Regions from separate parts of the Homo sapiens genome. Here regions 1, 2, 3, 4, 5 and 7 are each linked to region 6. A link is a contact called in ENCODE Hi-C or POLR2A ChIA-PET data. All regions are on one chromosome and are shown on one strand. The core of a region is the stretch at or near the end of the contact, and the rest is flanking DNA. Distances in the headings are between cores, read along the strand shown.

Evidence for each region. Hi-C counts contacts between places; a loop is a spot of excess contacts on that map. ChIA-PET counts read pairs that join two places held with the same protein, here RNA polymerase II (POLR2A). Pooled maps may share reads with other maps.
Region 1: a loop to region 6 is called in a map with no recorded cell type, with 5 times the contacts of the local background. The contact joins the enhancer-like site here to the promoter of SEC11C in region 6. A Hi-C loop is called at or near these places in 2 of 37 single-sample maps with no recorded cell type and 3 of 50 pooled maps.
Region 2: a loop to region 6 is called in a map of CD4-positive, alpha-beta memory T cell, with 32 times the contacts of the local background. The contact joins the promoter of PHLPP1 here to the promoter of SEC11C in region 6. A Hi-C loop is called at or near these places in 2 of 168 maps with a recorded cell type or tissue (CD4-positive, alpha-beta memory T cell and naive thymus-derived CD4-positive, alpha-beta T cell) and 8 of 50 pooled maps.
Region 3: a loop to region 6 is called in a map of CD8-positive, alpha-beta T cell, with 31 times the contacts of the local background. The contact joins the promoter of VPS4B here to the promoter of SEC11C in region 6. A Hi-C loop is called at or near these places in 2 of 168 maps with a recorded cell type or tissue (CD4-positive, alpha-beta T cell and CD8-positive, alpha-beta T cell) and 9 of 50 pooled maps.
Region 4: a pooled map shows a loop between it and region 6 (31-fold over the local background). The contact joins the promoter of SERPINB8 here to the promoter of SEC11C in region 6. A Hi-C loop is called at or near these places in 9 of 50 pooled maps.
Region 5: a map of naive thymus-derived CD4-positive, alpha-beta T cell shows a loop between it and region 6 (36-fold over the local background). The contact joins the promoter of KDSR-DT here to the promoter of SEC11C in region 6. A Hi-C loop is called at or near these places in 1 of 168 maps with a recorded cell type or tissue (naive thymus-derived CD4-positive, alpha-beta T cell) and 7 of 50 pooled maps. POLR2A ChIA-PET finds 5 or more read pairs at or near these places in 1 of 52 experiments (activated CD4-positive, alpha-beta T cell).
Region 7: a pooled map shows a loop between it and region 6 (17-fold over the local background). The contact joins the promoter of POLI here to the promoter of SEC11C in region 6. A Hi-C loop is called at or near these places in 2 of 37 single-sample maps with no recorded cell type and 8 of 50 pooled maps. POLR2A ChIA-PET finds 5 or more read pairs at or near these places in 1 of 52 experiments (activated CD4-positive, alpha-beta T cell).

The regions. Positions count from the first base shown.
Region 1 is chr18:55,326,877-55,330,125 of GRCh38, reverse strand. The region is part of intron 8 of TCF4 (transcription factor 4); the gene reads left to right. Among named protein-coding and RNA genes, the nearest start is that of TCF4-AS1, 120 kb to the left of the region's middle. Within about 2 kb of position 1,783, at least 3 of the 41 ENCODE cell types and tissues checked have a DNase peak (open chromatin) inside an H3K27ac peak, as active enhancers do.
Region 2 is chr18:62,714,120-62,717,427 of GRCh38, reverse strand. It overlaps PHLPP1 (PH domain and leucine rich repeat protein phosphatase 1), which reads right to left and starts at 1,887. Exons shown (of 17, transcript NM_194449.4): 1 at 169-1,887. The coding sequence starts at 1,744. RefSeq lists silencers at 304-423, 524-623, 934-1,073, 1,284-1,513, 1,864-2,153 and enhancers at 504-1,466, 2,424-2,533, 2,624-2,683.
Region 3 is chr18:63,420,489-63,423,807 of GRCh38, reverse strand. It overlaps VPS4B (vacuolar protein sorting 4 homolog B), which reads left to right and starts at 1,332. Exons shown (of 11, transcript NM_004869.4): 1 at 1,332-1,575. The coding sequence starts at 1,549. RefSeq lists an enhancer at 1,165-1,464.
Region 4 is chr18:63,968,818-63,972,146 of GRCh38, reverse strand. It overlaps SERPINB8 (serpin family B member 8), which reads right to left and starts at 2,066. Exons shown (of 7, transcript NM_002640.4): 1 at 1,977-2,066. It overlaps LOC105372165 (a long non-coding RNA gene), which reads left to right and starts at 1,643. Exons shown (of 3, transcript XR_935576.3): 1 at 1,643-2,824. It also overlaps a transcript of HMSD not described here. RefSeq lists silencers at 1,365-1,584, 1,655-1,714, 1,725-1,924 and enhancers at 1,398-1,692, 1,985-2,154, 2,185-2,234.
Region 5 is chr18:63,365,476-63,368,919 of GRCh38, reverse strand. KDSR-DT (KDSR divergent transcript) reads right to left here and starts at 1,596. Exons shown (of 2, transcript NR_186602.1): 1 at 1,061-1,596. It overlaps KDSR (3-ketodihydrosphingosine reductase), which reads left to right and starts at 1,714. Exons shown (of 10, transcript NM_002035.4): 1 at 1,714-1,909. The coding sequence starts at 1,802. It overlaps LOC124904317 (a long non-coding RNA gene), which reads left to right and starts at 1,920. Exons shown (of 2, transcript XR_007066400.1): 1 at 1,920-2,670. RefSeq lists silencers at 1,342-1,391, 1,502-1,951, 2,022-2,081, 2,432-2,481 and enhancers at 1,343-2,290, 2,330-2,624.
Region 6 is chr18:59,138,089-59,141,482 of GRCh38, reverse strand. SEC11C (SEC11 homolog C, signal peptidase complex subunit) reads right to left here and starts at 1,599. Exons shown (of 6, transcript NM_033280.4): 1 at 1,448-1,599. The coding sequence starts at 1,534. RefSeq lists silencers at 1,560-1,699, 2,120-2,169 and enhancers at 1,740-1,839, 1,920-2,009.
Region 7 is chr18:54,268,036-54,271,135 of GRCh38, reverse strand. POLI (DNA polymerase iota) reads right to left here and starts at 1,619. Exons shown (of 10, transcript NM_007195.3): 1 at 1,475-1,619. The coding sequence starts at 1,589. It overlaps LOC124904307 (a long non-coding RNA gene), which reads left to right and starts at 1,231. Exons shown (of 2, transcript XR_007066379.1): 1 at 1,231-1,310. RefSeq lists enhancers at 1,138-1,187, 1,718-1,847, 2,108-2,257 and a silencer at 1,258-1,507.

The DNA of each region.
Region 1 (3,249 bases), core at 534-3,033, 3.8 Mb after region 6:
TATCTTGAGGAACTCTTGTCTTTATCATATGTTCTGTACCATTTCCTTGCACACAACACAGTTACTATATGATGGTACTAAGTAGATACAGGTCCAGACCCCATAAAGAATGTGGCATTCAGTTCTTGAACAGATGTTAGAGAACACAACCCACTCGGCAGTAAGGGATATCTTCAACTAGAGGGAAGGGTGAGAGTTGACCTGTTTGTCCTTTTGACTCATATTTAGAAATGCTAAAGTTGTTTTATGTTCAAAATGCATTTGATAATCATGCCTGAAGAGGTCAAAGTGCTGACATTGTTGAAAACAAATACCCCTGTCAAACAAATAGAGACAATTTTCATGTCTTTGGTTGGTAAGCACCATAATTTGGCCTTTGGCATTGCTGTCAGTAAAGCTAGTTGATGACTTTTACATCAATTTTTGGCCCAACCATAAATGAAGGAAATAAGACCAATACTGCCACAGTACTTTTTCTCACTCATCACCCATACCTGATTCAGCTGGGTTAATGTTAAAAGCCAAAATTTATCAATATCAATTTTTTTCCCAAATCATTCTTATTTTAGTACTGTTTATGCTCAATAAAAGTTTATGAATTTCTTTCACTGTTATTTAATGAAAACCCAGAATTTTTTAAAATTGCACATTATCTCTTTAAAAAAAGTCTTTTAGATTACTCGTGGGATTTACTCTAAGTTGTTGTCTTTTAATAGAAGATGATGCAAAACTTGTCTCACCTGTTCCTTCCTGGTCGTGTCTGTGTTTATGTGTGGGGTGGGTATATAAGTGCTTTTGATTAACAGAATGAAGAGAGTGCTTATTTTGAAAACTCAGTCGTTAAAATTCAAGTTTATTTTGAGTTAAAGAACACCATATTTAGATTAGGAATGGACCAATGACCTGCTTAAGCTTTAGGCTATCGATTGGCCTTGAGGGAACTTAGATCTGCTAAACACGAACTTGAAAAGGCACTTCAGTGATGGATGTACGTTGGATGCTCTCACTGTATGGTCATTCACTTGCATTTTAAAATTTATGTTTTGTTTTTCCTTTATACCTACTCTTTTCATTCCGTTTGTCAGAGGTGGCCATTTAAAGTATTTGACAATTGTTTGTTCTCTGCCTAGCAAGTTGTCCTATTGCTCCATGATGTGAAAGAACAAAGGTAATCAACAGTTAGAAACCTCAGGAAATTGCTAGAATCTTCACCCCCAAAGAGGGTTAATAAACCCTAGATAATTAGTTCATTTAGAATGAAAACCATTTTCATTGTAATAATCACATTTCCCCTCTGATTATCGAGCAATGCATTGGGAAGCCTGATATTTATTCACAAATTTTTTAAAATTGAGAACATCCTGTGCTGAGATTCCAGTCAGCTTCATCCATCCATTTTTTGTTAAAAGTTTCTCAACTATCATCCTTCATCCAGACAAATAAACATAACCAGGATTTCCCCTCTAACTTTTTGGGAATTCATTTACACGTGTACCATTTTGAGGGAAAAAAACAATTGTCCTCGAATTTCATTTGACTCAGGTGATTGTGGTAAGCTCGCTAACCAGCTTCATCTAGGAAGTGCAGCAATCTGAGTCAACTTCCTCCATCTCTGTTTTTACATTGTCCAGTGTGATGCTTCCTCATTGTACCAAAATAGAAATGGTTTGTTTTTGTATCAAACTTGGAGACTGGCTATGGATTACACTGGGTTAGGATAAGGGTTTGTTATTTTTTTTTTTTTAAGAACATTCCACTTATCCCAAGGGAAAAAGATTGACGGCCTGGGGAAAAATAAGAGGCATAATGAAGTCTTTTCTCCTTAAATAAAAATCACATCTAGTCTTCAGATGTGTCAATTGCACTATGTTTGCCTAATTTCATTTAATATTTGAGAGATTTAGTAGTAAATTTATGACTTTTGCAGTTACTTTGCAAAAAATTGAGGAAGGAAGAAGTGAATTTCACTTTGAGTCAAATGTGTAGGTTCCAGTGTAATTAAACCTAAAAATCTATATATTCTGGTCTTGCTACTTGGTATTACACTTTGCCATATCACATAATGCTATTAGCTACATTTTACCTTGTTTGCAGGGTGATGCCATTTTGTATCTCTGGTTTGTTGAATTTCCTAGAAGATGTTATGTTCATGTAGATAATGGCATACTCATTGAATTCTTTACCTCAGACATGAAAATATGTGGAAAAGTGGGGAAATGAATCTGATCAGATTTCACTGTATACTGAAATTTGAGAATCTGGTTTTTGCATCTATTTTGCATGCTGCTGTCTCTCCAAACCATATATGTCTGTGTGAGTTTTTATAATGCCACATAAAGCAAAATGAGAAGTCTCTTCTTTCTTCTAAAGGGAAATAGTGCCACAGAAAGGTAGAAGTCAAATATTTACTTATGGATCAAAAATCTAGTTAAAAAACAACCCATTGCTTACCTTAGTAATCAATGTGAATTACTTTATAATCAATATGAATACAAGCTATCTGACCAGTCACTCAGAAAATAAATATTTGATCATGTGATAAACCATTTGAATGTCTACATATGAACCCAGGCCATATAAAAATAACCAATTCAAGATAACATAGGAAGTCACTAAAAAAGACACAAATAAAATTAGATTTCACAGTTTACGCTGATATTTTGATACTTTTCTGTGATAAAAGCATCTTCCAAACTAAATGTGTCCATATTTGAACCATGTAAATAGTTAAAAGTATTTTACCTGAGAATATCTAAATGATGCCAAGAAAATAAGTTCATGCCACTAAAAAGATTGAGATGATTTGTGCTTTATCTGACTTCTTGGTGTAATATGGATTTACTTCAGATAAGTATATTTTCTACTTATCCGATAAGTGTGTTTATCTGAGATAAATATTTTCTCCAGATACGTGTGTATATTGAAAAAAAATTTAAAATAATTAGGATCCCAATTGAAAAAGTAAAAATCTTAATTGCTTAATAAGAAAACAGTTATTTCATAGTCTTAAGATTTCAATACAAAGAAATATGGGAATATACACGTAAGAGGTTTGTTGGTGTTCATTATTAAATTGCAAGGCTGTCTCAAGTTATTGTCATCAGAATAAATTCTGTGTGTGTGTGTCTGTCTGTCTGCGTCCTCCTGTTAGTAATTAGATCTTTTATGAAGTTGTACTCATACCTATTAGGGATTTTTGTCATTGCAGTTTTAAGTTGAATATGACACATGGATCCTTTGTTGGGTCTA
Region 2 (3,308 bases), core at 638-3,137, 3.6 Mb before region 6:
CTCAATCTAGTACTACACAGACTGTATGAAAAAGCTGTAAAGTTTAAGACAAAGACTCATCAGGACCCGCACTTACTCTTGGGTTGGGCAAACTGACAAGCAATTTGAATCACTCCTCGGTCCTCGGCAGCTTTTGCAACCACCCGTCAAGGCAGGTGACTTCCTTACCTGCATAGAAGCGGATGAGGCAGCCAATCTCCGAGTCCATGCCTTCCTCCTGCACCCTCCACAGCTCCCCAAATCCCAGTTGGAAGAGGTAGTCATTTTGGATCTGCAATGGCTTCTCCTCCGCCTCCAAGCGCCGGGTGGTCTCTCCGTGGAGCTGCACGTACAGGGTGGGCGGCGGGGGCGGCGGAGGCGCCTTCTCCGCGGTCACCCCGCTCCTCCCGGGGGTAGACTGGAGGCCTCCCGGGGCCACGGCTGCCGCTGCCTTCTCCTCGCACGACCCCTCGCGGACGGCCCCGCCCGGGCTGTCAATGGCCCTCGGGGCTTTCTGCTGCGGCTGAGGCGAGGAAGCCGTCTGGGGAAGCGGGAGGGGCTGCGCGGGGTGGCCGGGACGGCGGGGCTGGCCCGGGACCCCCGTCGGGGCCGAGGCTGCGTCGGCCTCGAGCTCTTCCGACGACGACGAGGAGCCGCCGCCGCTGCTGTAGGGGTCCAACCGGTCAGACACGCTCTCGGCGCTGGGACTCAGACTGAAGCTCTCGGTGTCGGAGACCACAGGCCGTGGGGCGCGGGGCGAAGAGACAGGGCCCCCAACGAACGGCTCGCCGGGGCTGGAGTCCGAGGGCGCTGGGCTGGCGCGGCGCGACCACCCGCCCGGGCCGCCGACGGGCAGGGGTAGGTCGGCGGGGGGCGCGCGCGGAGGCCCCCCGAAGGCACCCGGCGCGCTCCTCGCGGGCGGTACCTCCGAGTCCCGCGGCTCCGGGGGCGCCAGCCGGGGGCCGGCCTCGGGGGGCGGTTCAGCGGGCTCCCGGGCGGCGGCGGCTCCGGGCCCCTGGCCCAGCACCTTCACCACGCCGCCGCCTTTGTGGCCCAGCTGCAGCAGGCGGGCGGCCACCTCGCCGGCCGTGGTGTCCAGTGTGCAGAGCACCGGGCGCAGGTAGGTCGAGGCCATGTGGCGGTCGAAGACGTGCACGCAGCCGCGCTGGAGCTGGTGCCTCACCCAGTCCCGGTCCGACGGCTGCAGCTGCAGCGTCTGCCGGTGCTTCAGAAGCAGCGTCTTCCTGTCCAGGCTCCGGGTGCACAGCGACGCCGAGGCCGAGCAGGAGGCGGGGAGGCCGGCAGCGCCGGGGGAGTGCGAGGCAGCAGCGGCCGAGGACGACGACGACGAGGAGGCGGCCGCGGCGGCCGCGGACAGATTCCTCTTCAGCCGCCCTCTCCTCAGCAGGAGGGAGTTGGCGCCGCCGCCGGCCCCGGGTACGGGGGCAGCCCCGCCGGCAATGGGCTGGGGCGCCCCGCGCCGCCTCCTGCGCCCGGCACCCCCCGCTCTGCCCGGCAGCGGCCCCGGCGGCGCCTCGCCTGGGGCCTCTTCCCGCGCCCCGCTGCCGCTGCCGTTCCCGCCGCTCGGGGCCGCCGGGGTCAGCGCGGGCTCCGGACTCCGGCCGCCCCCGGCCGCCGCCGCCAGAGCCGCCGCGGCCGCCGCTGCTGCTGCTGCTGCCGCAGCGGCGGCCGCCGGAGCCGAAGCTCGGTCCTCCCTGCCGAGCTCGGGGAGTCGCTGTACCGTGGCCGCGGCGGCGGGCTCCATTGCAGTGGGGCTTCGCGTTTCCCCCCCAGCTCCGGAGGCAGCGGGCGGAGAGGGAGGCGATGAGGCGGAGGTGGGAGACGGCGGCGGCGCGCGGAGAAGGGAGAAGCCAATGGCGTTGTGCGCGGCCGTTCCAGGGGATTATGTGGCGATTCGGAGCATTCCGTCGGTGTCTCAGTGTTCCATCCCGCGCGCCCGCCTCGCCGCCACCGCCCCCCCGACACACGCCCTCCCCGCCCGGGTCGCGGGCTCCCCAGCGCCGGCCCCGCCCGCTACCCCCGCCTCAACCCGGCGAACCAGCCGCGGATCTGGGCTCATTGAATATTAATCATGCGCCGGGAGCGGGAAGGCGGGAGGCTGGCAGGGCGGGAGGGCCGCGTGTGCCTCATAAATATTCATCGCCGGCATGACGGCATTCCAGGGAGGAGTGGGGAGAGCCAGGGGATGGCCGGAGGCGGAGCTTCAGGGTAAACAAACGTGACGCGTGCGTACGAGGGCGGGGTGGGGGGCAGTTTCCCGGGAGGTTCCTGAGCCGGCCTCGGAGAGGGCAGTGAAGACCGACGCGCGCGGTAAACCTTGGGAGTTGTGGTTCTCGTAAGGGGATCGGCAATCCCGAGGGAAACATGGTGGACTACAAGTCCCAGCGGTCCTTTGGTTCTGCTTCTCCTGGCCGCCAGCAGCTGGCCGTGGCCAGTGAGTATTGTGCCCTCTGCCGTTGAACTCTGTGCCAGAGTTCTTAATGAACACGAATGCTCATGTTCATTAACTTGTATTTTACCCGCACTCCAGCTTGCCAGATGACTTTTATTTTCCCTACTAATTAAAGGTGAGGGCTTTCAGGGACTGTAAACGTACGAAGGTCGCAGGTCCTGGTCCTCACCTGCGCCCATTGTATGAGATAGAGATACACACCCGTCACACCACAGCATCACTGGCAGTCTGAGTGGGCCAACCTCACTTTTTCCCCACTTTTTCAAGACCCAGGAAGACAGGCAGCGTCTGGGAATTCTAACTGAGGCTGTCGTTGAATGTGCTTGTTCGAAGGCACAACCCTAAGTCTGTCCTCTCCCTCTCCTGTACCTGAAAAGGAAAATAGCAAAGGACTGAGGTTTCATTGTTTCCCATTGCTCTTGAAGTCTGAAGTAGTTTAATGACACAGAAAGCACTGGTAAGTAGAAGAAACATTAGAATGGAGTATGAGATGGGCTTTTTCCACGTGTTCTGTCTTAACGTCTTCTCTGGTTTTTTTCTTTCATCATTCAGGGAAAAAAAAAATAGTTTCTACTGCCACAATGTTTAGTCGTGGTCTGAAAAGTTGTATTTTTCGTCAGTTGAATCAATGTTGTAATCATTGGGCAGTTTACTATTTAAAAGAATGTTGTACACCTTTTTAATTGAATTACCATTCCCCCAATTGCTTTGTAATTCGGGATTTTTCTTTTCTTTTTTTCTTTCTTTTTTCTTTTTTTCTTTTTTTTTTTTTTTTTTTTGGCCACAGAGTGGGTCTGTCGTCCAGGCTGGAGTGCGGTAGCGCGATCTGGGCTCACTGCAACCTCCGCCTCTCGGG
Region 3 (3,319 bases), core at 83-2,582, 4.3 Mb before region 6:
TGGCAATACTATTCTAAGGAGAGACCAGAGAAAGAAGTTTAGGGTAGAAGGTAATTAATTAGAGTATGTTGAATTTGTCTTGCAGAAAAACCCTGTGAAGGAAACCTCTGGGAGGCTGTTGTAAATGCTGGGCTGGGGATGGGGTGGGTCTAGAGATCCAGATTTGAAGCAATTTCTAGTCTATTGATAGCTGAAGCTCAAGAAGAGAGTTAGATGAGCAGAGGTGAAGAGAGAAGAGGACATCAGACTCTTGAGTAAATTCAGCTTAAGCTCAGGGAGGAGTAAGAAAGGGAGACAGTGAAGGAAGCAGATAAGGAATATTGGGAAGCTGGACAAACAAGAACTGGGTAGTTGACAATACCAATGAAGAGGGAAGAGGAGAGGACTTTAATTCTTTCGGAGATGCCAGATGAGAAAAAATTAAGAAATGAGTGAGAAAAAAATGATGGAGTGATTAAACATCTATGTTGCTTTCCTTTGAGAATGTTAACTATGAAAAGAAGAAAAGGGTGGTGGTGGCTGCAAACCATAGGAAGGCTGAGAAAGGGTTTTACTTTGGTTCTGCCTCTAATCCCTGACGCATTCAACCTCCTCAAGCCATTTGCTTGTAAACATAACTGGCATAAATAATATCTGATATGCCCATTTTACAGGACAAGTGCTTCCCTCTCAGACCACATACTCGAGGACAGCGGCCGTCCACGCCTTATTTACATTCATCTTCCCAACACAACAGTCATTTGGAAGATGCCGAGTGGCGTGGGAAGAACAAGCGGGAACGAGCGCCGACCCGCCCGCGGCCTGACTGCTAGCGCACCGCTGTGCGGCCGCCTCACCGCGCACTCCCTCCTGAATTATTCACCACCGAGACGAGGACGGTGATCGCCCCCATTCCACAGAGGACACGGAGTGAAGGCGCAGTCACAGGCCCAAAGCCCCCAGTCGGCGGGTCTTGGAAATGGACGACTTTTTCACTCAAAAGCTACGAGGCAACAAAGCATGTGGATGAGGAGGGAAGGGAGCCGGGGCCAATAATTCATCTCAAAGTAAAAGACGTCCCCGGGGGTGGGGAACAAACAAACAACAAAACCCGGCTCTGTGCTTCCGCGCTTGCGCTCTCCTAGGTCTGCCAGGCTGCCGCCCGCGCCTAGGCCAGAGTCTCAGTGCGCCTGCGCCGAGCCCGACTTCCGCCAGGGCTCGATTGGCTTCCAGGCTACTTCTCCCGGCCCAGGGAGGGCCTGCGCTGTGGCTAGAGAAGGGAGTCTGGTGACTGGGTGCGCGTGCTGATGACGAAATCGGAAGTGCCCGGAGCAGAGGCGGGACCAGAACCTAGAGGGCCTCGGGATTGCGGAAGTTTGGTGGGGAGGGTCGGAGCTCTGGTGGAGAGAGTGTTGTCTAAAACAAGTTCCGGAAGGGAGGCTGCCCTTCGCGGTCCGAGAACCACCGGCCTCCCCAGTTTGAGGGCTGTTACCCCGTGCGCGCTTCGACGTTGCTGCTGTTGGCTCTCCTCGCCCCTCGTTCCCTTGGGAACCGCCTGGGAACTCCGCCATGTCATCCACTTCGCCCAACCTCCAGGTATCATTGCTCATCTCCCGTCCCCCTAGGGAGCTGGGATCGAGGGGAGGCGCGAGAAGCGGGTGGGGGGCGGGGAGAAGGGAGGAAGCGGCCGCGCCTGTGGTCGAGGCGCAGGAGGGCGGGTCCGGGGACCTGCAGCAGGTGGGAGAGGGGCCCGTTTTCCAACGGAAAGGTCGTTTCTGGCCCGCTCTTGGGGTCTCCCGAGCTACTGGCTTTGTGAGACTCTTCACTTTTGTTGACACTTCCCGCTTCCAAACCAGCCAAGATCTGGGCAGGTTTCTCCAATCAGGGTTAACGGAGAAAGAAAGAACGTAATTTTTGCAAAGCCCTATTCTGGACCAGTTGAAGATAGGGTGGTCATAGTTCGGTCTTAGTTTCTCAAGCTGACAGCAGACCCCTTCATTCTGAGCTGTCAGGTGAGTAGAGATATGGGAACAGACCAAGAATCTGAGATTACAGCCAGCCTGCATGCAATCTCCGTGAAGTCATTGAATTTATGTGCACACTCCTGTGGCTCCCAGATGGTAGTGTGTAAGATCGAGGAGTATTCTTAAACCTCTGTGTGGCTCCACTTCCCCTCCTCTACCGCAATGAGCACAGTGTTTTGTACACAAATCATGGAATCTTAAGATTTTAGGCTTAATCGTTAGTCCTCTGTGGAATGGAATTCGTTCAGAAAAGAAATTTCTTAATGTAATGGTGTCTCCCATCCCCAGAATGGATCTAGGGCTTCAGTGGCGTTTAGAATGTAATGTGGCTTAATGTAGAGGACTCCCAGTCCAGTAAGTCAATAAGGCACAAAAGAGTAGCCTAAAATACTTGTATTGAGTCCCCGTCGTGGACTTCCGGTAGTTTGTTGAACAAGCAGTTATTGGAGTGCCTGACAGAGGCATCAAAGGTAATGGAAGAACTCCTTAACCCATGATAATTGATTCTGAAGAAAGACCACTCAAAGTAGACCCACTTAAACAGAGATTAAAATTTCACACACACATACACAAAAAGAGTGGGAAAGGAGGCTTGCTTGGGACTTTCATCTTGAAAATCGACCTAGAAGATTATTAAAATAATTGTTATCTTTCACAAAATATTATAATTGTATAATTGCAACAATGACTCATTTTGTGGAATAAGTCAAGTGTTGATTTGTCTGTGTTTTTTTCCTTTTCTTTTCTTTCTTTTTTTTTTTTTTTTTGAGACGGAGTCTTGCACGGTCGCCCAGGCTTGAGTGCAGTGGCGTGATTTCAGCTCACTACAACCTCCACCTCCCAGGTTCAAGCGATTCTCTTGCCTCAGCCTCCTGAGTACCTGGGACTACAGGCACCCACCACCACGCCCAGCTAATTTTTGTATTTTTAGTAGTAGAGATGAGGTTTCACCATGTTGGCCCAGGCTGGCCTCTTGACCTCAGGTGATCCGCCTACCTCAGCCTCCCAAAGTGCTGGGATTACAGGCGTGAGTCACCGTGCCCGGATGACTATCTTTTTCACCAAGGTTGTATTAAACTAAGATTCAGCAATCTTCACTTGAGTTTTTTGTAGCTTTTTGTAGTCCTATTTGGAAAGGTTCTTTTTGGTAAACGTATTTGGAAAAAGCGTTGGTCATTTGGTAAAAGTATTTTTCCCTTGAGTATTAAAGGTGACTCTTCTGAAGTGCCCATCTTGTCATCGTTGGCTTTTTAACAATTTTTATTCCACCAGCTTTTCATTTGTCAGAGACTTTGCATGTGATTTCGATACTCTAC
Region 4 (3,329 bases), core at 817-3,316, 4.8 Mb before region 6:
GGCCTCCAGCGATGACAATATTCCAGTTATTAAACTGGGTGATGGGTTGTACTGCTGTTCTTTATAATTCAATACACATTTTAAATGTTCTTTTGTATTTATTCAATAGGTAATGAAACTTATTAAAACCACATATCAAAAAAAAAAAGAAAAAAGAAAAGCCGGGCAGGCATTCCGTAGGTGGTGAAATGGGGGATGCAAATAATAGGCTGAGGAATTAGCAGGTGCCAAGAATGTGGCAGGAAGACAAAGGGCATGGTTTGTGTGGTGCCCCTGGGGTGGGTTTCTATGGTTTCCTGTGAGCCACGTGGTAGTGAGATAGGACGGACCCTTATGCCACATTTAGGAGTTTGAACTTGAGATTATGGTCTGGAAAGCCATGCATGGTTTTTAAACAAACGTCTCATATGAGTGCATTGGGGCTTTAGAAAGATAACCCGGCTCAGTATTTGGTATGAAAAGAGGCTGGGGAGCTGGCGCGTAGGCCACCACCATGGGCCAGGGACTGCTGAAAGCAGAGGGATTGTCTGCAATAGAGAAGTGGGGGCTGGAATTGCCAGGCAGTGACTGCTCACATAGGGACAGAGCACAGGAGGGCCCAGTCCCGAGGCGCCTAGCTGTTATAAATTCATACTCAGGGTGGGTCGTGAACCACTGGAATTTTAAATGAGGAGTCAGGCTGGAATGGGGAATATGACTTGTTCCATTTGAGATGCGTGGAACACACCATACCAGGTGAACCTGTAACAAAGACAGCCAAGGATGTTTGTAAACAGTTAGGGACGGGGATGAGTAGACTGTCTAGAGCCAGAGACCTGGAGCCATCAGCATCCCGATTCCGAGAGGTTCCATGAGAATGGATGAAACTACACAGAACATCTAGTGGAGGCACAAGGGAAGAAATCCACCTATTTCTGTGGAATTTCCAATATCTGGAGGTAGTAAAAGGAAGAGACAGAGGAGGGCGAGGGGAGAGCGCGCGCGCGAAACGGAGACTGAGACCCAGCCATCAGGGTGTGCTGGGAGAACTGGGGAGACGAGTCTGCCCCTGCGAGTGGACCCAGGGAAGAGGGCGCGGTCTACGCAGAGCCCGAGGCAGGGAAGCGGGAGGGGCCCGGAGAGCAGCCCTGGGTGAGGCCCTTTGGAATGGAGAGGTCTCAGGAGTGAAGCAGCAGCCAGAGGACTGAGAGTGTCTGGAAAGTGAGGAATTGGTTAAAGTAACGCCGGTGGCTGCAACAGAGAGGGGCGTAGGTGAAGAAGCACCCCCAACCCCATCCCATTTGAGAGGAAGCAGACAATGAAGAAGAGAATATGAAAGATACAGAAAGATGAAGGCAGGGGTGGAAAGAACGGAGGGGGGGGACAGGAAGGGAAGGAGAAGGTGCAACCAATAGGCTGTAAGCACAGGGGCAAGCTTGGGCGCCAGGGGAGCAGGGACTCGGCGCCTCCCCGATCTGCCCCAGGCGCCACGGAAATTCCAGGCCCCGCCACCCGCACTCCCGGAGCCTCCTCCGCAGCGGCGGCTCCTCCCACTCGCCCTCCCGGGGCTCCCGCCCAAGCTTCCGGCGCTTCCAAACTCACTGCTCGCGTCACCCCCCGCTCCCATCCGGCAGCAAATCACAGCGCAGCAAATCGCAAGCCTAGAAACAGACGCTCCCTCTCCAGGGGCAGCTTCCTATTCAGGGCGGGTCTGGGCGCACCTGTTCTCGGGACCCGGCCCTCGGCCTTCGCCGGGTCTCGCGGTGGGGCTTGGGACCCCGGCTGGTGCCAGGGCGACCCCCACAGCCCCGCGACTCTCTTTCCCGGCCGCCTCCCGCCGTCATTCTCCTAGTTCCTGCCCGCCTTTGCCTCGCTCTGATTCCTGCTCTGGCCTTCCTCCCTTCCCCTCTCTCACGCACTCCAGGGAAGAGGTGGCCTCCGCGGGAACCTGGGCACCTCCGTGCCTGCCCCGCCCGGTACCTGGCAGAGGCCCCCACCTCCTGCTGCTGCTGCTGCTGCCGCCGCCGCCGCCGCCGCTGCTGCTTTGACTATTCCTCCTTTGTAGATGCTTCACGTCCGCCTTGATTGAGGGCAAGGCTTCCGGCAGATGACTCAGAACCGTTCGATTGCTCTGGCTTGTGCAATCCCTGATTCTTTGGGCCTGTGTGGATGTCTGTGGGCACCGGAGAGAGGGCCAGTGCCTGGTCCTTGGAGGGTGGTTTTTATAAAAAGTGTACACATTGGCTATTGTCCTTTTTTCACCGTTGATTCACGTTTGACTCCACTGTAGTTAGACGTCCACCCAAACATTCTCTGAAATTGCTCCTGATAAGGATACTAATCATTTTCTAATTGCCTTGGCCAAAAAATACATCCCAGGTCTTATTTCATTTTGTTTGTTGGCGACATTTAGCCCTTTCTTCTTTGACCTTCCCAGGATTTCCAGAGCACCCTTCCCTTCTTTCCTGACTCCTTTGCTTGGTATCCTGATTCCTTTCCTACCATTCTAAGCCCTCTTCTTTTCATTATAATATGATCTTCTTGTATGACCTCCACTATATCCATAGGTTCATGTTTCAACTTTTAACTTATTTCTTCAAAATCTCTAACCTGTCTCGAGCCGTAGATGTTACCTGTGTACTACTGGACATCTCTCAGAAACCTGGGTGTGTCCCTCCGCAGTTCTTTTAACTAAATGATCAACAGTCCTGTTACTTCTATCACTTTTGTGTTCCTCCTGTCCATACTCTGTCACCTCTATCATGTCTCATGTCTCTCCTAAACAATTAATTTTCCTACCTACAGTTCTGATCCATGCCAACCTATTGCCTACTCTGAAGTTCAGGTAAACATTCCAATTCTAATTATTTTATACCTCAGTTTAAAATCCTTTATAACATCCTCTTATCCAAAAAGATAAATTAGAAACTATTGAGCAAGGAGTGTAAGCCTCTTCACGTCTTGATTTCTCCCTTCTTTTCTTTAGAGCCATAGCAAATTATTTACATTCCTTCATATCCTCTGTTCATATACATGGGGTTCCTGGCATGCAAGCTTGTCTTTCAAAATTCAGTTCAAATAATGTCTCCTGCAGGAAGCTCTCACAGAGCTCTCCAGTTTGGGAATTCTGCTTTTAAAGATGCACATTCCCACTCTGCACCCCAAACCAATTAAGTAAAGATCTCTTGGAGGAGGGAACCCAGCAGCAGTATTTTGTAAAACTCGCTCAGTGATTTCCCTGTGGAATCCTAAAAGTAACTGTTCCCAAGAACTCTCCTCAATAAGTCTTGGTGCAGGATTCACCCCCATCTTTTCTCCATGACTTTGAAACCCCTCTCTCTAGTGGCTAC
Region 5 (3,444 bases), core at 347-2,846, 4.2 Mb before region 6:
AGTGAAGATGTAGAGAAATTGGAACCCACATACACTGCTGGTGGGAACACAAAATGTTGTACTCACTTTGGAAAACTTCTGGCAATTCCTCAAATAGTTAAACATAGAGTTGCCGTAAGATGTAGCAACTCCCCTACTAGGCATGTACCCAAGAGAAATGAAACATAATGCCCACACAAAAACCGGTAAATGAATATTTACAGTTAGCATAATTCTAATAGTCAAAAAGTGGAAACAACCTAAATATTCCTCAATTGATGAATGGAAAATTAAAATGTCGTATAGTCATACAATGGGATATTATTTGGCAATAAAAATAAATGAAGTATTAACATGTAGTACTTCATATCATGGATGAACCTTGAAAACATTACAGTAAGTGAAAGATAGGATGAAAAAGGCTACATATTATATGATTCCATTTATGTGAAATATCCCGAATAGGCAAGATTATAGAGACAGAAACATGAGGGATTGCTTAGGCTTGGGCGGGGCTTGGGAGGAAATGGGTCGTGACTGCCAATGAGTATAGGATTTTGGGGGGTTGTGACAAAAATGTTCTAAAATTTATGGTAGTGATGGGTCTACAACTGTGACTATATTAAAGACAATTTATTATAAGCTTTATTTATTTATTTATTTTTGAGACGGAGTCTTGATCTGTCACCCAGGCTGGAGTGCAGTGGCGCGATCTCACCGCAATCTCTGCCTCCCGGGTTCAAGCGATTCTCCTGCCTCAGCCTCCAGGGTAGCTGGGATTACAAGCATACGCCACCATGCCCGGGTGATTTTTTGTATTTTTAGTAGAGACGGGGGTTTCACCATCATGGCCAGGCTGGTCTCGAACTCCAGACCTGAAGAGATCCGCCCGCCTCAGCCTCCCAAAGGTCGGGGATTACAGGCGCGAGCTACCTCGCCCGGCCTATTACGCACGTTAAATCGGGAATTGTATGGTATAGTACGTGAATGAGACCTTAATAAAGCTGAGTTGTTTGCGTTATTTATTTGTTTTGAACCTGCTTGGTAAAGATGAACTCTGAACTCAATGAAATTGAATTACCTTAGTGATTCCTCAAAACTCCCTGTTAAGGCTTTCCGGTCCTCTGAAAAGCGAAAGTGGGCCGTGACCATCTTCTAAAAACGCCAAAAAATATGGAATGGAGCCCGGGATTTCAGAGCGTAGTCGCTGGGCTCCCAGGCTGAGCCCGCTCCGGGAGCCTCCAGCCGCCCTTTCCGATGCTCCGGGGCCTCCGAGCAACCCAGCGGGCAGTCCCAAGCCGAGGGCTGAACTCCAGGGAGGAGCGCTCGTCACGCCCACACTGGAGGCCGTGGCAGGCCTGGAAACCCGCCCTGCGGGGTCCTAAGAAGCCATTCGAGCTCCCGAAGAGCGAGTCTTCGCAGCCCTTCCCGGCGCGCTCGCATCTGGCGCTGTCCGGAGCCCGCTCGCGACGCACAGGGACGGGAGGCCCGGTTTCCACGGGAGAGGCTGCGGACTGCGGGCCCCGTCCCGAGGCCGGGGGAGTGGGAGACACCCGGCGACCCCCGAGAGGCGATTCTGGCAGTGGTGGCGGTGGCGGTGGCGGTGGCGGCCTACTCGCCCCCTGGAAGCACCGCCCCGCCTGGGTGGCGCGCGCGCCGGCTCCTCCTCTTCCCCTCCGCCGCGGCCCGCCCCGGCCCGCAAACCCAAACACTCCAGGCGCCCGCCCGCCGCGCGTGATTCTCGCCTCGCCGCAGCCCAGCCCTGCGCGCCTTGCCCGGCGGCCCCCGCCCGGCCGCTCCGGGCCCCTGGCCCCGCGGAGCGATGCTGCTGCTGGCTGCCGCCTTCCTCGTGGCCTTCGTGCTGCTGCTGTACATGGTGTCTCCGCTCATCAGCCCCAAGCCCCTCGCCCTGCCCGGGGCGCATGTGGTGGTGAGTGGCCTCCTGTTGCTGCCCCCCGACTTACCGGCCCGCGCGGCCTTTCCGCCGCCGAGGCCGCGTAGCCTACGTCCCTTTTTCCAGGCCGCGGTCCCCAGGAAGGCATGGCCAAATGGGGAAGGTCACCTGCCGCCGTCCACCCCGGCGCTTTTCCCCCGGCCCCGGCACCCGGCCTCGCGGACCCGCCCTCCGCAGCCTCGGGCTCCTCCTAGGGCCGGAGAGCGTGCGACGGGGGACCCCGCCGGCCGCAGGGTTCCCGGGGCCCCAGGGGTTCTGTGGCTGCTCGTGAATCCATGCAACATCCCTGGGATGTGGATGTTTTGTCCTCAGTTTTTCCGATGAGTCAACTGAGGCACAGAGAGGCTGAGAAACTTTGCCAAGGACACAGCGGTCGGTGGTGTGCAGGGTGCGGCGCGCGGCCCCGGGCGGGGGCAGACAGCGGGGAAGTGGGGTCCCAGCCGCCGGGACCCGCCGAGGCAGCTCGGAACTGGAAGATGGCCTGTGCGAGTGACGGGAAGAGCCGCTGCCAGAGGATTCCAGGAAGTGACTCACCTGGGGAAACTGCTCAGAACCCAGCGGGCTGGCGGTGGTGGCTTAGCGGTATTGGGACGCCTGTCCCGTCTACACTGCTTGTCTCTGAGCTCAGCGTGGCATCTGCTGATTGCTGCTCCAATGCAATCCTTTGCTGTTTTCTAGTGGGAAGGATGAGCTAAACGACAAGGCTTGTGTGCGAGGAATGAAGGAGAGGTGGATAGGTGTGATTTATTTCTTGGCGGAAGCTCGCATATTCAGCGATCCCTGTTCTGCAAATGTGGCACCTTTCTTAAACAGAGAGAATGCCTCCTTGCCTGCGCCCAGCACTTTCCCGTTTGCAGTGGCTTTCTCACGAGCATTCTCGTTTGGATCTCCCAAACCCGAGGCACAGTGAGGCGAGGAGTTAGGAGTAAGGAGGGTTGGTTACAAAATTGGCCGCACACCTCTTCCTGTCCTATCTCTGCACCGGAGATCCGAGCCTCCCCGCTGAGCTGGTATAAAATAAGATGGTCGTTTTTCTTAGTATGCTTTAAATCTGTACAAGGGTTTGTGAATGAGAAAATGTATCTGTTTAATTTCTCCTTTGTAAAGCTATTAGCTTTTTCCAACACCTCCTGTTCCTAATGGGGAAAGAGTGTGGATTCATTACAAAAAATAAATAAGAGAAAGGCAAAACTTGACACTCTAAATTCTGAAAGTTTTACATCCGCAAGAGAACTGCTGCCTCAAAAGCGTGGCTTTAAACCTTGGATCCTTTCAGAGCTTGAGTTTATAGAGCATAACTTTGCAAAAACTAAAGCTAAACGCAGAATGAAAATTGGAATTCCTTATTTGTAAGACAGTTTCACTGAGCCTTGACTCCAGTCCTTCCAGCCCCATCCCGCGGCAGGTCATAGGTGAGATAATAAATGCTGTGTCTGTTCAGGTGGACCAAGAAGAATTTATTTTTACCATCCCGCTTTAATACGCAGGATTATTATTTCACACTCTAAGTA
Region 6 (3,394 bases), core at 350-2,849:
TTTCTGACAGTCTGCAATTATAGCCATCAGTAATCAGTACCAATTTTAGAGACACTTTAAAAACCCAGCCATTAAGTCTAGATTTTTAAACAAAGCTCTGCTTCCTGGAGGATATTCTTGTGAACAGCATCAATGCTCAGGACATTAGCAGTTACTTTTTTAAGCTGGTGATAATCTCTACTACAACTCATCTTCCAGAAACAGGAGTCATCAGCTTTGCACACCTAGACACTACCACATCCTAAACACGGTTGATGAAATAGAAATTATCAAACTTTCCCACACTACTGCACTAGTCTGAAATTCTACTTGGGGAAGGGGGAGGAGAGTGAGAGGGGAAAAACACGTATGCCTAAAGGAGTAAGCTGTGACCTCCCATGGGCACCACCCCACATCTCAACATGATGGAGCAAATGAAACTGGATGCCATCAAAATAATGAGGATTAATACCATTTTCAAAGACAATCAAAACTCCCTGGTTGGAAGGTCCCATTTTTCTTAGCACAATTTATTAGTAGCAATAGTGGCATTAGTATCCACCGTGATATTCAGGTCCTACAGGTCCCCCAAATTCTCTACCTAGAAGCCTACATAGTCGTATTTTTCCTGACTGAGAGGGCTTCCTTTCCAATCCCTACTCACTCTTAACCTTATAGTGAAGAGATAAGGCCCCAAAGACAGTGATGATGGCCAATAAGTGGCTAAAAAGAGAGCAAGAGGAACGTTTTCCTCTGAGGTCCTCTCACAAAGGAGAGGGAATTCAACCACCCCAGCTGCCCAAAGACCCTACACTGCCTCCTATATTCAGAGTGCAGCCATCTCAGAAGTTAGAGAAGGCTTCTGGAATCTCGCTGGGAACACTGGTTGAGTCCACAATGATTGCGCACAGCTTGTGAGCTCTCTAGGCACAAGGAGCATTATTTAGTCCCGACCCACGGTCAGGGGAAAAACAACTGCCCAGGCTGGGAAGAAACTGCTTTGGGAGGCATCGCTGGACAGCTCCCGTTGTAGGAAAGTTCTTCCCTCTCGCCTGCCTTTCTGCCTCTTCCACCTGCCGGCAGTCAGGCCTCTGAAGCCCCACAGAGAAATCGGTTCCCTCTTCACCGGGTGGCCCTTCAAATACGCTCAGAGAGCTGTCGTTCACCGAGTCATCTCTCCCACAAGCGTGGCTGTGGCATTCTCAACCACATTTGACATTCCATGGCACGGGGTTTCTATTCTCCCCTTTCCTGCACCCTCCCCTAATTGTGCTCTTGTCAGGGCAAGGAAGTGCACACCCATGCCCACACGTAGGCGTAGAACCCAGGGCCTGAGAGCCCAGCGCGGGAGCTTCGGGTGGCCGCCCGGCCGCATTCACTGGGAGCCGGAGCCCTGACTGGGAAGCCCCGACTCCCCGCTAGCACAGGCGGTCCCGGCCACGGCGCGCTCACCACCCTCCTCCGTCACCTGGCGCTTGTTCATCTTCTTCAGGTCCCCGAAGATATCCAAGCCGGACGCGGGGAGATGAGCCCCCACGGCGCCCGCACGCACCATAGCAGGGTCTCCGGGGACCTAGCGGCCCGCCGGCTCTGGGTGGCACAGACGGCTGCGGAGCACCTGCCGGCCCCCGCCCACCGGCCCAGCGTCCTTGCGGCCACGTGACCGGCGACTCGCTTGGGCGTCTGGGAATCGTAGTCTCGCCAGTCTTGGGCACTGGCCAGCCAGGAATGAACCTGAAGGAAGAAAACTACCACTCCCAGAATGCTGCGGGGTGGGCACCTCGGCCAGTGAAGACCCGGGGCTCCTAGGGAGGGCAGCTACAGGGCTCCGGAGCCTTGTCCGACCCTTCGGAGGGAACATCGAGCAGCGAGTGACCCCGCATACCTCGGGGGGCAACTCGGGGAAGGGACTACTCAAGAGGAGCTGAATTTCCCGACTCTGGTCAGGCGCCAAGAGGACACCTAACTCCCGCTCGCAAATCACCTAGCCGTGTATCTTGGCTATTGGATGACTGCAGCGAGGAAAGGTGGTGCCTCTACGCTGGGGCGGGCTGAGCCGAATTGGGGCGGGGCCTAAAGATGGACTGCGGTGGGCGGGGCTTGGAAGAGGCGGGACTTTTGAGGCCGCTGAATTCTGCATTTTGAGTGGTACCACTTGTATGCAAGGAAGTATCTTTGAATGCCTTGACCATAATTGGGTTGCAATAGATATTAATTAAATGAATACATAACCACCTAATTTCATACACGAGAAAGCAAAGGCCCAGAAAGGTTCATTGACATGGCCAAGGTTAAGTGGAAATGAGTGGAATATAACTCAAAGTTTTAAATTTAGAAGTCCTAGATCATCACAGTTCTGATCCTAGATTACCTTTGGTTCATTCACTCACTCGTGTATGCATTATGCATTCTTTATTGTATTTATTTATCCACAAATCTTTATGGAGCACCTACCATGCACCTGGCCTTGTTCTAGGCACTTGAGAAACATCAGTTAACAAAACAAGCAAAGATTCTTGCCCTCATGAAGCTTATATTCTACCGAAGGCAGACATAATGGATAATTTATACGGTACCTAAAGGATGGAGGTGCTATGACAACAGGAAAAGCAGATAAGTTGAATGGGGAGGTCTGGGGGAAAGGATCAGGTTGCAATTTAAAATATACCAGAAGCTGACTTACCATGAAGCTAATGAAAGGTAAGTTCTGGGACCCTTCAATTGCAAAGGTGTTTTTCCAAGGTGTGGGAGAAACTTAACCATAGAATGTGTAAAACTTTCAAAAGCAAGATATTGCAATTGCTATTGGTTAAGAGTTCTGTTTCTTTGCATTCCAACTTCACCTCCATTACATTTCCCCTCCTGTTGGAGGGACAAGGAGAATTTTGGGGATCCAGCTAAGGAGGAAACGAGTTGGAGATACATTTGGTTTGAGTTTAGTGAATTTATTTATGTGGTTCATGGTCTTTCCTGCCATCCTCGTGTAAAAAATGGCTTCTGGGAATACTGCCATCCACTGGGCCAACTCACCTGGCACCGTGGCAGGAAGTCCCACTGGAAGTGGCATCTGATATGAAAGTGTTCTGCAGCACTTGACCTTGGAAATAAGTGGATGGAGAGGAAAAACAAGGTTTGAAATGTACAGATCCAGAAGCTAGTCTGTGTAAAATTCTTCCAAATATCAGATGTATAAAATTATAAGTGCAAGACACAGTGCTTAGTACATAGGAAGATATGGTGATAGTTAACCCTGCCACTAATAATTGCTGGAACTAAGGTGGCAGCACTAAAGGTTCAGAATCTGGATACATTTTGAAGAAAGAGTCTTCAGGATTTTTTGAAAGAATAAATATAGGGCGTGAAAGAAGAAAAGAGATTGAGGCTGACTCCAGGGTTTTTAACCTATGGAACTAGA
Region 7 (3,100 bases), core at 370-2,869, 4.9 Mb after region 6:
ATAGTAATAAGTTTGAAGGGAAAAAATGTGATAAATAATGGATGATGAAAGAGCTAATACTATCACCTGGAAGTTTATAGTAGCTCTTAGTGTAAACCAGAAGGGGCAGAAAAGTTGAAATGACGTTGATTTTCACACAGCTTGAAAATTATTCTAAGCAGCATGCCCTTACATTTAAAACAAACAAACCAACAAAAACTGAAATACAAAATGGCAAAAGACAACCAGTGGGTACAAGTGTGGGCTATTTTTAGCTCCCATGGCAGCAGGATTATCTGGTTTAATGCTAAATCGCCAGTGCCTAAAACAGTGTCTAGGACATAACAGACCACCAATAAATATTCACTAAATTGAAAGACTGAATAGTTCTTTGATTTTAAAAAGTTGTTAGGTCATTATTTGTCGGGGAGGGAATGACAGAGGCGACTCCTTCTCTCAACACTGGCTAAAAACAAGACAGGCAAAATACAATACAATATTCTGGTTGGGATCCTGGAACAGAAAATGAACGTTAGCAGAAAAACTGGTAGAATATTAATAAAGCGTGTAGTTCAATTAATAGTATTATACCAATGTTAATTTCCTAGTTTTGACAAATGTACTGAGTTTATGTTAACACTAGGGGGATCTAGCTCTGCAACTTTCAGGTAAACCTAAAGTTCCAAAATTTAAAAGGCCAGGCACGATGGCTAACTACTGTAATCCCAATACTTTTCGAAGCTGAGGTGGAAGGATCGCTTGTGGCTGGAGTTTGAGACCAGCCTGGACAACACAGCTACACCTGATCTAAAAAAATCTGAAAATCAGCCAGGTGTGGTGGCACGTGCCTGCTGTCCCAGCTACTCGGGACGGAGAGGCTGGGGCGGAGGATCACTTGAGCCCAGGGGTTCGAGGCTGCAGGGAGACCTTGTCTCTAAATTAATGAATGAAACAAAACCAGCAGGAAATGAGAACCGGTGCCTTTACATCCAGGCCCTGAGGTGGGCGGTACAAGGTAAAGACCAGAGCTGGAAGTGGGTCACCGGAGACGTGACCACAGCGGACCTGACTCCGCCTAGGTTCTGAGCCATCCCTTCCTGCCAGGACTGAGATCCGGGTCCCACCTTCTGCCAAATGAGCGACAAGGTCCTCAACTTCTCCAAAGTTAAAAGGCCCAGAAGCCTCTGCAGTTTTCGTCGGGCTGGCTGAGGGATTCCCGCCCCACCTCGCCCCTCACAGAGGAAAGGACGGCGCAGATAAACCCTCGACACGTATTTGTAGTGTGGACGCGCCCCACCCTACTCCTGCTGGGTGAAGCCATTCCTCTAGAGGTACCCGCCGCGTAACACAAGGCAGAGGGAGGCAGCCCTCTCTTAGAGGAGCCGAGTGGGGCGGGGACGGTCGCGCCCCAGTGGCCGCCGCCCCGAGCGTCCGCCTGCCCCACCCTTCTCATTTACACCCAAGGAGGCCGCTGGCTCCTCTGGCTGCGGCGCACCCTGCGAGCTGGCTGCCGCCCCCACGTCCGCCAGTTCCATGGCCCAGGCCTCGGCGTCTTCCTCGTCGTCGTCGCCGCCGCCTTCCTCCTCCGGCTCCACCCCCAGCTTCTCCATCCCGCCGCTGCCAACCGCAGCGCTACTTCCGGCCGCTTCCGCCTGGTCTCCAGGGAAACCGGGGGACTACAGTCTCCAGTCGCTCTGTGCCTCTCGCCTGCGCAGTCGTGGCCGACCAGCCTGTTGCCCAGAGTGACACGCATGCCAAGGAATCGTGGAGGCCCACGTGCGGGAGTTTTTTCCCGCCGGGTGGAGGCCGGAAGCGGAGAGATTGAAAGCACAAATGGCTATTTTTTTTTTTTTTGAGACGGAGTTTCGTTCTTGTTGCTCAGGCTGGAGTGGGCAACAGTGACGCAATACCGGCTCACTGCAACCTCTGCCTCCCGGATTCAAGCGATTCTCCTGCCTCAGCCTCCCAAGTAGCTGGGATTAACAGGCATGCGCCATCACGCCCAGCTAATTTTTTTGTATTTAGTAGAGACGAGGTTTCACCATGTTGGTCAGGCTGGTTTCGAACTCCTGTCCTCAGGTGATCCACCCTCCTAGGCCTCCCAAAGTGTTGAGATCACAGGCATGAGCCACTGCGCCTGGCCTTTTTTTTTTTTTCTTGAAGGCTTTGGAGTTAGGCCCACATCACAAATTTTAGCGTTTTGTCTTTGTTCCATTCGGCTGTTAGCAAACTTGCAAATCCCTAGACCTGAGTGATTAATGTGATGGGGTGGGAAGGAGTGTAACTGATAGTAAAGACACAGGTGGCCTTGTAAACTCATATGATTAGCAACTATGTTAAGGTTTGCTGTGTTTTGTTTGTTGTTGTTTTATTTAAAGACACTGTGACGAATTCAACCACAGAATTTTTAACATCAAAACTGAATAGGATTTGATACATGAGTGTTGTAGTCAGACAAAATCTCCAATCCAGACCCTCCATCATGCTGTGTGACTTTGGGCAGGTTACATAACTGCTGTGAGCCTCAGTTGCTCTACTCTTAAAAAAAAAAAAAAGTATTGAGATTGAATGAATGGATAAAAGCTACCATATACTGTAATATCCTAATGTATATAAAACATGTGGCACATAGGAAGTGCTCAGTAAATGTCTATTCTCCTTGCCTTCTATTAGGATACCATGTGTGCATGTGTGTGTTGGTGTGTGTATGTGTATGTTTTACAATAGAGGAAATTTGGAAATTCCTCCATGCCTGTATGTATGTATATACACTATATCTGTATAAATACCCAAATTAACACATATGTTTGGTTTTTTATATGATTCTACTTCTTATCAAATAAAATATTAGAACCTTGAGAAACCCTTTAAAGCAGCCATTCCCAACCTTTTTGGCACCAGGGGCTGGTTTCATGGAAGACAATTTTTCCACAGACAGAAGGGAGGGGGATGGTTTTGGGATGATCCAAGTGCGTTACATTTGTTGTGCACTTTATTTCTATTATTATTACATTTTAATAGATAATGAGGTAGAATCAGTGGGAGCCCTGAGCGTGTTTTCCTGCAACTAGACTGTCCCATCTGGGGTGATGGGAGATAGTGATAGATCATCAGGCATTAG